2 separate regions of the Homo sapiens genome follow, and region 2 is linked to region 1. Evidence: read pairs that join two places in POLR2A ChIA-PET (ENCODE). Cell type or tissue: MCF 10A. All regions are shown on one strand.

Region 1 (5,000 bases):
TAAATGATACTCAAATAAGTGGGCTAGGGAAAGATTTTATTTTATTTTTGAGACAGGGTCTCACTCTGTCACCCAGGCTGTAGTGCAGTGGCATGATCACGGCTCACAGCAGCCTCAACCTCCTGGAAATCAAGTGATCCTCCCACCTCAGCCTCTTGAGTACTGGGAATATTAGGCCCGTGCCATGATGCCCAGCGAATTTTGAAATTTATTTTTTGTAGAGATGAGGTCTCACTGTGTTGCCCAGGCTGCTCTCGAGCTCCCAGGTTCAAACGATCGTCCCACCTCAGTCTTCCAAAGTGCTGGGATTACAGGTGTGAGCCACTGTGGTTGGCTCAGTAGGGAGAGATTTTAAAAGAAAGCAGAAGGCCAGGCATGGTGGCTCGCGCCTGTAATCCAAGCACTTTGGGAGGCTGAGGCGGGTGGATCACCTGAGGTCAGGAGTTCGAGACCAGCTTGGCCAACCTGGTGAAACCCCGTCTCTACTAAAAATATAAAAATTAGCCGGGCGTGGTGGCGGGCGCCTGTAATCCCAGTTACTCAGGAGGCTGAGGCAGGAGAATCACTTGAACCTAGGAGGTGGAGGTTGCAGTGAGCCGAGATTGTGCCATTGCACTCTAGCCTGGGCAACAAGAGTGAAACTCCGTCTCCAAAAAAAAAAAAAAAAAAAAGGCAGAGAATCCCCTACCATGGAGAGCAGCTTATTTTATGACCAACAAGTCACAGAACCTTTGAAATTTTTGCTTGAGAGTCAAACTTTAAACTTATTCCTTAGCTATGCTTTAGGTCTGACTAAGCAATAGTGTAAGGACATGAGAAACAATGTTGCAGCAGGGGAGAGCTTCAAAGTCTTTACTTTGTTACTAAATGTGAGATTTAGGAACTGTGTGATTTAATTGAAGTGATTGCTTCTGGTAGAATTCAATAGAGTTGTCATATCAAATTAAGTTTTATCGAGTTTCACCAGATAGGGATATTCACTAGCCTGAATACCAACACAGTATGTGCTCACCACATTTTTGAAAGTGAGGCGAGAGTCACCCTGCAGTACAAATGAGCTTGCCATAATTGGCCTGTTTTAATACTCTGTGGTTATGGGGACATCAGAGCTCCCATGAACAAGTGAGAGGTTTGTTAGGAAGATCTCACGGTAGAGAGTCCTTGCTCGTGAGGTTTGGAAAACTCAGTTCTTCAGTCAGTGTCTTGCACAGGCACAAACCTTAGCCTAAATATAGAAGGCTAAAAAAGAATCCTTCCACGGGAGGGCTCCCTTAAATTAGCTCAGTTAATCTATTCATCTGTGTGTGCTGACTCGTGCCTAAACATTAGAGGCCAAATCCAAAAAAAGAAAAAGCAAGGCCGCGACTCAATACTAAGAAAGATGGAGAACAACTGAGTATGATCCTGTACAAAGGAGCCCCTGAATACCACAGCAGCTCCATGTTCGATCTGAGATGTACTGGCTCCTGACAGTCACCCTAACTACTTCACCTCTCATTTTGGTATTAAAAGTGCCTTTGGCGTATTCAGATATCTCCATTTTTCATGGTTGTACTCAGTTTTCAAATCATCCTATGGTATTGGTTTCAAACAAGATCAGAAGTTCTAAAAAGATGTTAACCATTTTATGCTTTTAGTACTTTCCTTTCTTTTCTTTTTTCTTTTCTTTTCTTTGAGACAGAGTCTTGCTCTATCACCCAGGCTGGAGTGCAGTGGCACAATCTTGCTTGGCTCACTGTAACCTCCGCCTCCCAAGTTCAAGCGATTCTCCTGCCTCAGTCTCCTGAGTAGCTGGGGCTACAGGCACGAGCCACCACACCCAGCTAATTTTTTTTTTTTTATTTCTAGTAAAGACAGGGTTTCACCATGTTGGCAAGGCTGGTCTCAAACTCCTGACCTCAGGTGTTCCACCCGCCTCAGCCTCCCAGAGTGCTGGGATTACAGGCGTGAACCACTGTGCCTATTCTGCTTTTAGTTCTTTCAGTATATTTCCACCTTGCCAGGAAATTGCTAGCCTTCTAATATTGCTGATTTCTTTATTTAGTAGGTGGTCCAGGATGACAATGCTTTAGGCCTTCATCTCATAAACACAGTAAGCAATTCTCAAGAACGTGTAGGGTTAAAGAGATTTGGACTCCAATTTCCAAAACCGAAATGGCAGCAGGGAACATGACAGGATGCAGAAGAGATCCTCGCAGTCTAGAGCCTTGCATTATGCATTTTGCTTCCCACTGAAGCCAGAGATCCATTTTTATAGTCAGGTTTGTTGTTCCTGCTGAAACACGGCACATGCTCTGCCTGAATTCTGGCCATGTGTTTCCGTCGTTTAGTTATCTAACTTGTTATCTCCTGACTTCCCATTTCTCTGTGAAAGTCAGGTGGTGTAAGACACCCAAAGAAGAAAATCAGGAAAGGAGAAGGTGTTTGGAAGTGGTTCAGAGGTAGTGTTCTCTGTGTTAAGGGGGCTGTGGGACTGTCCTTGAAAAGCTATTTTTGATCCTAGCAGTTTTACTACACTTTGTAATGTTTGGGCAACCAAATTGGTCATGGTGTTAGAATCCTTATAATTGGGTGGATCTATGTTATTTTGCTATCTTCAGAGAAATGAATTTTATGAATATTTCTGTTTTAAAAGAACAAAACAGCAGCAAAAACCAATCCCTATTACCCTAACTCCTCCACGCACATAGTATTCTAATGTGGTTTATTCCTGAAACTGACTCATTCAGCTTTCTCCTGGAAGTTGTCAGAATGTACGCCTGGTTAATGGAGAAAATCAGTGCACTGCCCAGGCTGCACAATGCCATGACTCATTCCTGGCATTTCAGAGGCTTTGTAATGGAAATCGTAGTTCCAAGCTACGGTTCTTACCAAGTGGATATGTGAATGTTAATGAAACAAAGCAAAAGTCTCCGAGGATCCTGCATAACTCTCACCATAGATGTGGTGTTTGCTTGATGAAATGAAGATTTTTGTGGGGCAGATTGTTCCTCTCCATAACCCACACATTCTCGAATACCACAATATTGTTTTAATTAGTCTTATAAAACATAGTAAAATATTTGGCTTTGAAGAAAGAGGAACATTCTCTCCTATGTTGGAATTGTTTGGTTAAAAGGGCATTTTTTTCTATTGAATTAGTCTTTTGGGGTTTACACTAGTATCTGAATCCTTTCTAAATAGCTTCTAATGTTCTTCAGCAATTTGCATTCATTCATTCTGTCTGTCTGTCTATCAATCGTAAAGGAAAAGAAATATCTTTCTTTCCCAACACTAGGTTCGTGGCTGAGGCTCCTACAACAAAAGACAGATTTTAACAAGAGAAAAGCATACAAATTAATTCAAATATAAGTTTTGCATGACATGGGAGGCTTCAGAAAAGAAGACCCAAAGAAACAGAGAAATCTGCATATTTTATGCTTAGGTTTGATAAAGAATGCACAGTTGTGCAGAAGTATGATTGGGGGACAAAAGGATGTGATCTAATGGTAATAAACTTAAGGGAGTTTAGCAAGGCCTGTTTGTTCAGATTCTTCTTGGCATCTCTGTGTCGTTAAAAATAAGGATGTTCCTTTCCTCCAGGTACAGGGAGGGTACCTCTAGAATGAAGGTTTTATGACCTGCCTCAGGGGAGAAGGGAGGAGAATTTAAAAGTGACCTTCCTAATTCTGCTGTTTTCTCTAATACCAATGTGTCGTATTTTGGGCAGTCACCATTTGTGTGTGTGTGTGTGTGTGTGTGTGTGTGTGTGTGTGTGTGTGTGTGTGTGTGTGTGTGTGTGTGTGTGTGTGTGTGTGTGTAGGTCAGGTGGGGAGGGGTATGGAATATATGATCTTTTTTTTTTTTTTTTGAGACGGAGTCTCGCTCTTTCGCCCAGGCCGGAGTGCAGCGGCGCGATCACGGCTCACTGCAAGCTCCGCCTCCCGGGTTCACGCCATTCTCCTGCCTCAGCCTCCTGAGTAGCTGGGACTACAGGCGCCCGCCATCGCTTCCGGCTAATTTTTTGCATTTTTAGTAGAGACGGGGTTTCACCGTGTTAGCCAGGATGGTCTCGATCTCCTGACCTCGTGATCCGCCCGCCTCGGCCTCCCAAAGTGCTGGGATTACAGGCGTGAGCCACCGCGCCCGGCCTGATCTTTAGGGAAAGCATGGATAATTGAAACCCTGCATAATCCCAGCCTTTTATGCTACCTTCTTGTGGACTCGATCTTGTCTCCAAACTTCATTCAAATGCCATTCCTCTTTCTCTGTGCTATGTAAGGTTTAAAAATAGTAAATAGCCAAGAGATAGCAGGGAGAAGTGGGGGAAACAAGGAAGACAGACAGTTTGAACACTTATGTTTTATTGACTCGGATTTGGATTTTGTTTATGACAGACTAGTAGGACTTTGGGGAAACTCGCAGATAAGCTGGGTTTTTTTCTATCATTTTTGGAGATTATAGCAGGAGGTCAAATATTTAAAGTTGTTTTGGGTGATTCTAATGTGTCTACAATGCATTGGACCAGGAATATTCTGGAGCTGCTAGAAAGCAGACATTTAGAAGCAAGAGAAGAGCATGAGCAGTATCCCTTATCACTTAGCCACTTGATTCTGATCCTGGCTTCTCTAACAATAGCTCCTTGCTATGTGCTCTTAAAACACAAGTGCTAATATTATGAGAAATGAATTATATGAAAAACAGTCTAGTCTTTTCTAAAAATGCCAAAAATACCAATCTGCAACCAAGAACGTGTAAGCATGTTCTCCCCTTTCCAGATGATGCGGGATGCCAGGCAAAGACCAAGTTTCCATGGCTACCCTGAGGCCTGCATGGAAGTGGAGGCCTTAGTTTATAGGAGTGAAGGTCTTTAAATGAGGGCATCCAAAGTGAATGCCTATCATTATCCCAGTACTAAGTCTTTAGATGCACAAACCATTGTTTTCCATGTCATCCTTTGGAAGTGGCGGGTGATGGAAGACCATTTTGTGTATTTTTAATAGGAGGAAACTGAGGCACAA
Region 2 (5,000 bases), 53 kb before region 1:
TTACTCATATTATATGAAATTTAGGACTAGAATAATAAACATTTTTCTCTAGAGCAAATGAAGTATTTTGCTGATTTTTCATGTATAAAAATGTCCTACCTACACACAGTCTTGATGATTTTCACTCAAGAAATGAATTTTCTTGAATGGGAATATTTTGTGGTAGGGACACCAGGATAAGTCTTGTTAATGGGGAGAAAAGCATTTTTCTTTATATTAATGTTATATTTTGTATAAATTAGAAATTAATCATTTAGAGTTTGTTACATCAACTTTGATGTTTTACTGGAAAGCAGTGGTTATAAATGTCTGTCTTCCATTTGTGTTCTTAATACGTGGTCATTCTTAGAGAAAACTCTTCTCAGATAACCAGGCAACGAATGGAGGGACTGTTCAGGGCCTATCTAGGGAAGCAGGATGTAGGATTATGATGGGCCTCAGAGGCAGGCGTGTGATGTTATCTTCAAATGAGCTTATACATAAAGTTGTGCTTTGTGTTAAAGGCACTGACTTGATAAATGTGAACATTTAAAATATGTCACATTTGGGTAATTCTGCTTTGGCACTGAAGAACTTTGAAAAAATAGAAATAGCCCAGGCCTCCGTAGAAAGAGCTTTGTTGATTTGTTCCTGAGTGTGAAGAGCAGTGATTTGGGCTGAGAGAGGACTCCTGCCCCTGGATAAGCATCTGGGCCTGTGGGTCACAACTGTGGCTCCCCTAGGAATCCTCCTGGAGCTTTGACATCACTAATTTCTGGTTTCAGCCCTCATGGTTCTGATTTGACTGGTCTGTCGTGCAGCGTAGGCGTGGGGAGTTTTGCTCCTCAAAGGGTGTCTGTGCATCAGCAGCACTGGTGGCATCACCTGGGAGGTGTTAGATACACAGATTCTCAGGCCCCACCCTAGCCCTGCTGAATCAGAACCTGCATTTCAACAAGAACCCCAGGTATACATGTTAAAGTCTGAGAAGCACTTTTTACAGCCATCTTAGGCCGATCGGTCTGAATGTCACCTGAAAATGAAAGTGTTCTAGGATTGGTTGTTTTCCGTCACCTCCACTAGACTGTCAGCCCTGTGAGGGCAGGACCTGTTTGGTTTAACACTCTTCTCCCAGCTCCCATGAGTGCACCAGCCCTGCCGGGGCTTGTGTGGGTTCTGCCAGTGTATCCCCCAGGGACTCTCCTTGCCCTGTTCCCACATCAGGCCAGCCCTCTTTCTTCTGAGACCCTGATGGCCTTGCTGCTTTGTGGTCCCATGAGGCATCTCTGCTGGTCTGCCCATCTATACCTGGTATTGCTCCTATGTTTTTGCTCTCAGAGGGCCATCTTATTGCTCCCACTTCCAGCTTCTCAATAGGGCCTCAGTGTAATCTTCATGAACTTTCCAAATTGTTTTTAGTCTCACAAAGCCCACTTCCATTCATTAAAGACCCTGAGCAGGTTGGAGAGCATTTATAGTCACAGCTGAGTCTGTGAATATAACCAACAACTGTGATGACCCCTCTGTTAATAAATAACTTGGACATCAGCAAAAAAAAAAAAAAAAAAAAAAAAAAAAAAGCAGGGGGAGGAAAGGTATAAAAGATTATTCCAAAGTATTAATTGTTGGCCACTGGAAAAATAATGGCTAATTCTGTTGGTAGAAATAAAGAAGCCAAGGTAGGGATCAGTTGGGGAGGGTGGGGACAAGGATATGCCTAATTTGCACTTGCTGAATTCGAGGGAAGGATAGGTATCCATGTAGAAATGTTCTGAACATAGCTGGGGGATAACAACATGGGAGGTCCCAGTTATTACTGCAAAACCTCTTTTAGAGTCTCTTGACCTAGAATGTTATCATTCTTTCCATTCTTCCTGAAACATTAGAAGGAAATGGACTATGGCTGCCCAGGGCCCCTTCTCCTCTAACTTAACCAGGAAGAAAAGAGAAGAATGGTTCTGTTTTCATAAGTTAGTGTGAGGGGACAATCTAACAGACAGTATCTGAGAGGAACTGGTTTGATTTCATCCACTCTTATTTAATTCCTTTTTTTTTTCTTTTTGAGATGGAGTCTCACTCTTGCTCAGGCTGGAGTGCGGTGGCGCGATCTTGGCTCACTGCAAACTCCGCCTCCCGGGTTCTAGCGATTCACTTGTCTCAGCCTCCCGAGTAGCTGGAGCACAGGCGCCTGCCACCGCGCCCGTCTAATTTTTGTATTTTTAGTAGAGACAGGGTTTCACCATGTTGGCCAGGCTGGTCTCGAATTCCTGACCTTGTGATCCACCCACCTTGGCCTCCCAAAGTGCTGGGATTACAGGCGCAAGCCACCGCGCCCGGCCCACTCTTATTTAATTTCTATTATGCCCTCTCCGGTCACGTGATAACTTACATGCCAGTGTGCGATGTGGGAAAGAAAAAGAAGGCATCAGACATCACGGAAGGGCTCTGTATATTTCTCTTTCGGAACCACCTCCATTGACCCTTATTACACAAACCCTGACTGAGCCAAGGAGCCCAAACAGTGCAGATCTAAGAACTTTCGAAGACTACCTGCCCTGACAGCTATTTCAATGCTAGCGGGGAATTTCAGCAACAACCAATTTAACTGAGCACAAATGATGTGCTGACTGAAGTTTGGTAAAAAGCATGTAGTTGAGATTCAAAAGTAAATGCTGTCTCCTCTCTGAGTTGCTTGTGATTGTTAATAGACTGAAAACTGACCAAATTGGCAAGAAAGCAAATAGTTTTACTTATATGGCTATACAATTATCCTCAATTACTAAATTCAGTTGGTGAGCACCATAATTACTTTGTAATATAAAGGGCAACCTGGGGAGAAGAGATTTTTTTTTTTGTTGTTTGGAGGTAAGTGGCCATAAATAACTAAATCAGAAAGGATACAGCACGGATATACAGTTTTTGTTGTTGTTGTTGTTTTTAAGTATCAGAAAAATAAATACAACCTTTCAGGATGCTTTGCAAATGTAGGGATTTTGTCACTAATAGAAGTCTTTGAAATACATATCTGGAATGACAGCAATAGTCAGTCAGTGTGTGCTTCAGGATGAATTTATGACCTGAATTTGGTTTCCCATGCTTTCTTTAACACTGTGCTACTATGGCAAAGTTATCATTTCTTTTTTTTAACACCTAACCATTTTTCTGGTGGATGGCTTCCTATGTCCCCCTCCCCCCAGCTCTTTCCCCACAGCCCATAAAAGGTTTTCAGGAGATTAGGCAATCCCCAAAACTGCCAATGATAGTATTTTGCTAATTCTATAAATATTTCTGTAGACTTCACTCCAGTGAGACATAATTTCAGCAGTTGGAGTAATGGGCTTTCCTGCTGTTGCGTGCATTCAGATCGAAAGCTCTCTGACTTGCTGCGCAATTACTCCTATGTTTCTGCATTTCTGCTTCGTGACATTCTGTCATTAGTCTTCCCTGCACCAGGGTGTGAGGTTGTAGGGAATGGAATGTAAACATTGTCATTCTGAGATGAGCTGCCCGAAAGTTCAGCAGTGAAAATAGCAAGAATAAGTTTCCTTCCAGAACCTGGCAAAGCCATTTTGATTTGTTTGTGAACCCAGGTGGGGCTTGTTTATTGACAAACTGTGATTCTTCAGATCACCAGGTGATGTTTACAAAATGTAATGTTAAATCCCTCCATACCTCTTTAAAAATGTGTCCCCATATTTGCAAGTTTCTCAGAGAAAGGGCCACATAGTTAAGCAGCTGCTGGTTTGAAATGTAAAGTACTTAGAAAGTACCTAAGGAAAAGAGCTTTATAATAAATTTTTTAATCAAAATTTTGAACTCACCTTGTGCAGCTTTGCTCACGGGGCATGTTCAGCTCATGACTAATGGTCACTCTTACTTGACTTTGCCTATTTTCTTCCCTACTTCATTTCCCCCATGCATTGTACCTTTAAATTGTCCCGCTCTAATTTGGTATCTCTTGACTTCTGCTTCAAACTTTTAGTTGTTTCCGAAGCATGCTAAGCAAAGTCTGTGTTTAGCTCCTGACCGAGGCTTGGTGTTGACTGTGGGACATACTTACAGAATAGCAGCTCTACTGCTAGGTGTGTGTGTGTGTGTGTGTGTGTGTGTGTGTGTGTGTGTGTGTGCGCGCGCGCGCGCGCGAGTGCGCACATGTGCATGCATGAGGGACAGAAAGAGACATCTTGTTTTTTTTTAGACTCTAGCTTCCAGGAGGTCAGGAAAAATAGTGGCTCTAGTTTAATTAACATCCTGTTTTAGCACCAGTTACAGGGTCATTACCACAGTAAATGTTAGATGTTAGACTTTATCTCTTCTCCATCAGAATTTCACTTTCCACAGGATACTGTATTTCTTTCAGGCTAATCTATATTTTAATGGCTTCTAAATTGTCAATTGAGATGGTAATTAGTTCTAATTTAGTGATAATGCTGTGAACATGGAGTAAGAAGCTAATTGACATGGCATGCTACCAACTAGAATTTTATGAACTAAAACTTCTTATCTCTTGCACAACAGTGAGTGTTCTCATTATAAAGGTGCCATTCAGGAAGGGAGAGTGGCTTTGCCCACAGGTGTTCGGTACCTTGTGGATACGTTGCTGATTGCTAGGTGATGGCCAACTTTGACTTTCCAAGTCGAACGGGTCTCCCTTAAACCTGCTTTTGGAAACTTGTACTAAAAACCCCTCCTATATGCATATTTAGTTAGGACATGTTTGTTTCCAGTTGCGTTTGTTTTTCCTACTAGATATAAGGAATTCCTATGGAGGCTGAGGGATATACAAGCAGGAGAACAGCAATTCTCTGTTCAACACATCTGGATTCTGGTAGAATAGCAATACATTCACTGAAAAGTTCTTAATAGTTTACAGAAGACTTGCACATATGTGACTTCATTTGATCTCATAATTGAAGTCAGGGCAGGCATTATTATACCCATTTTAGAGCTGAAGAAACAGAAGTTCAGGGAAGTTAAATAGTTTGTCCGTGATTATTTGACTGGGTAAGTGGGAGAGCCAA

The links. ChIA-PET counts read pairs that join two places held together with the same protein. Peaks named below come from ENCODE experiments on the same cell type or tissue, not always from the same donor. Only the 100,000 strongest peaks of a DNase experiment are listed, where the experiment ranks them.
Region 2: POLR2A ChIA-PET joins it to region 1 with 6 read pairs; 7 of 35 experiments call an interaction of 5 or more read pairs at or near these places.

What each region holds. Positions count from the first base shown.
Region 1 is chr14:54,674,717-54,679,716 of GRCh38, forward strand. All of the region lies in intron 2 of SAMD4A (sterile alpha motif domain containing 4A), which reads left to right. Among named protein-coding and RNA genes, the nearest start is that of SAMD4A-AS1, 11 kb to the right of the region's middle. In MCF 10A, no CTCF peak of the experiment used is centred here; a DNase peak (open chromatin) is centred at 2,775.
Region 2 is chr14:54,621,955-54,626,954 of GRCh38, forward strand. The region is part of intron 2 of SAMD4A (sterile alpha motif domain containing 4A); the gene reads left to right. It overlaps LOC112268133 (a long non-coding RNA gene), which reads left to right. Exons shown (of 2, transcript XR_002957606.2): 2 at 1-5,000. Among named protein-coding and RNA genes, the nearest start is that of SAMD4A, 57 kb to the left of the region's middle. RefSeq lists an enhancer at 664-723. In MCF 10A, no CTCF peak of the experiment used is centred here; no DNase peak of the experiment used is centred here.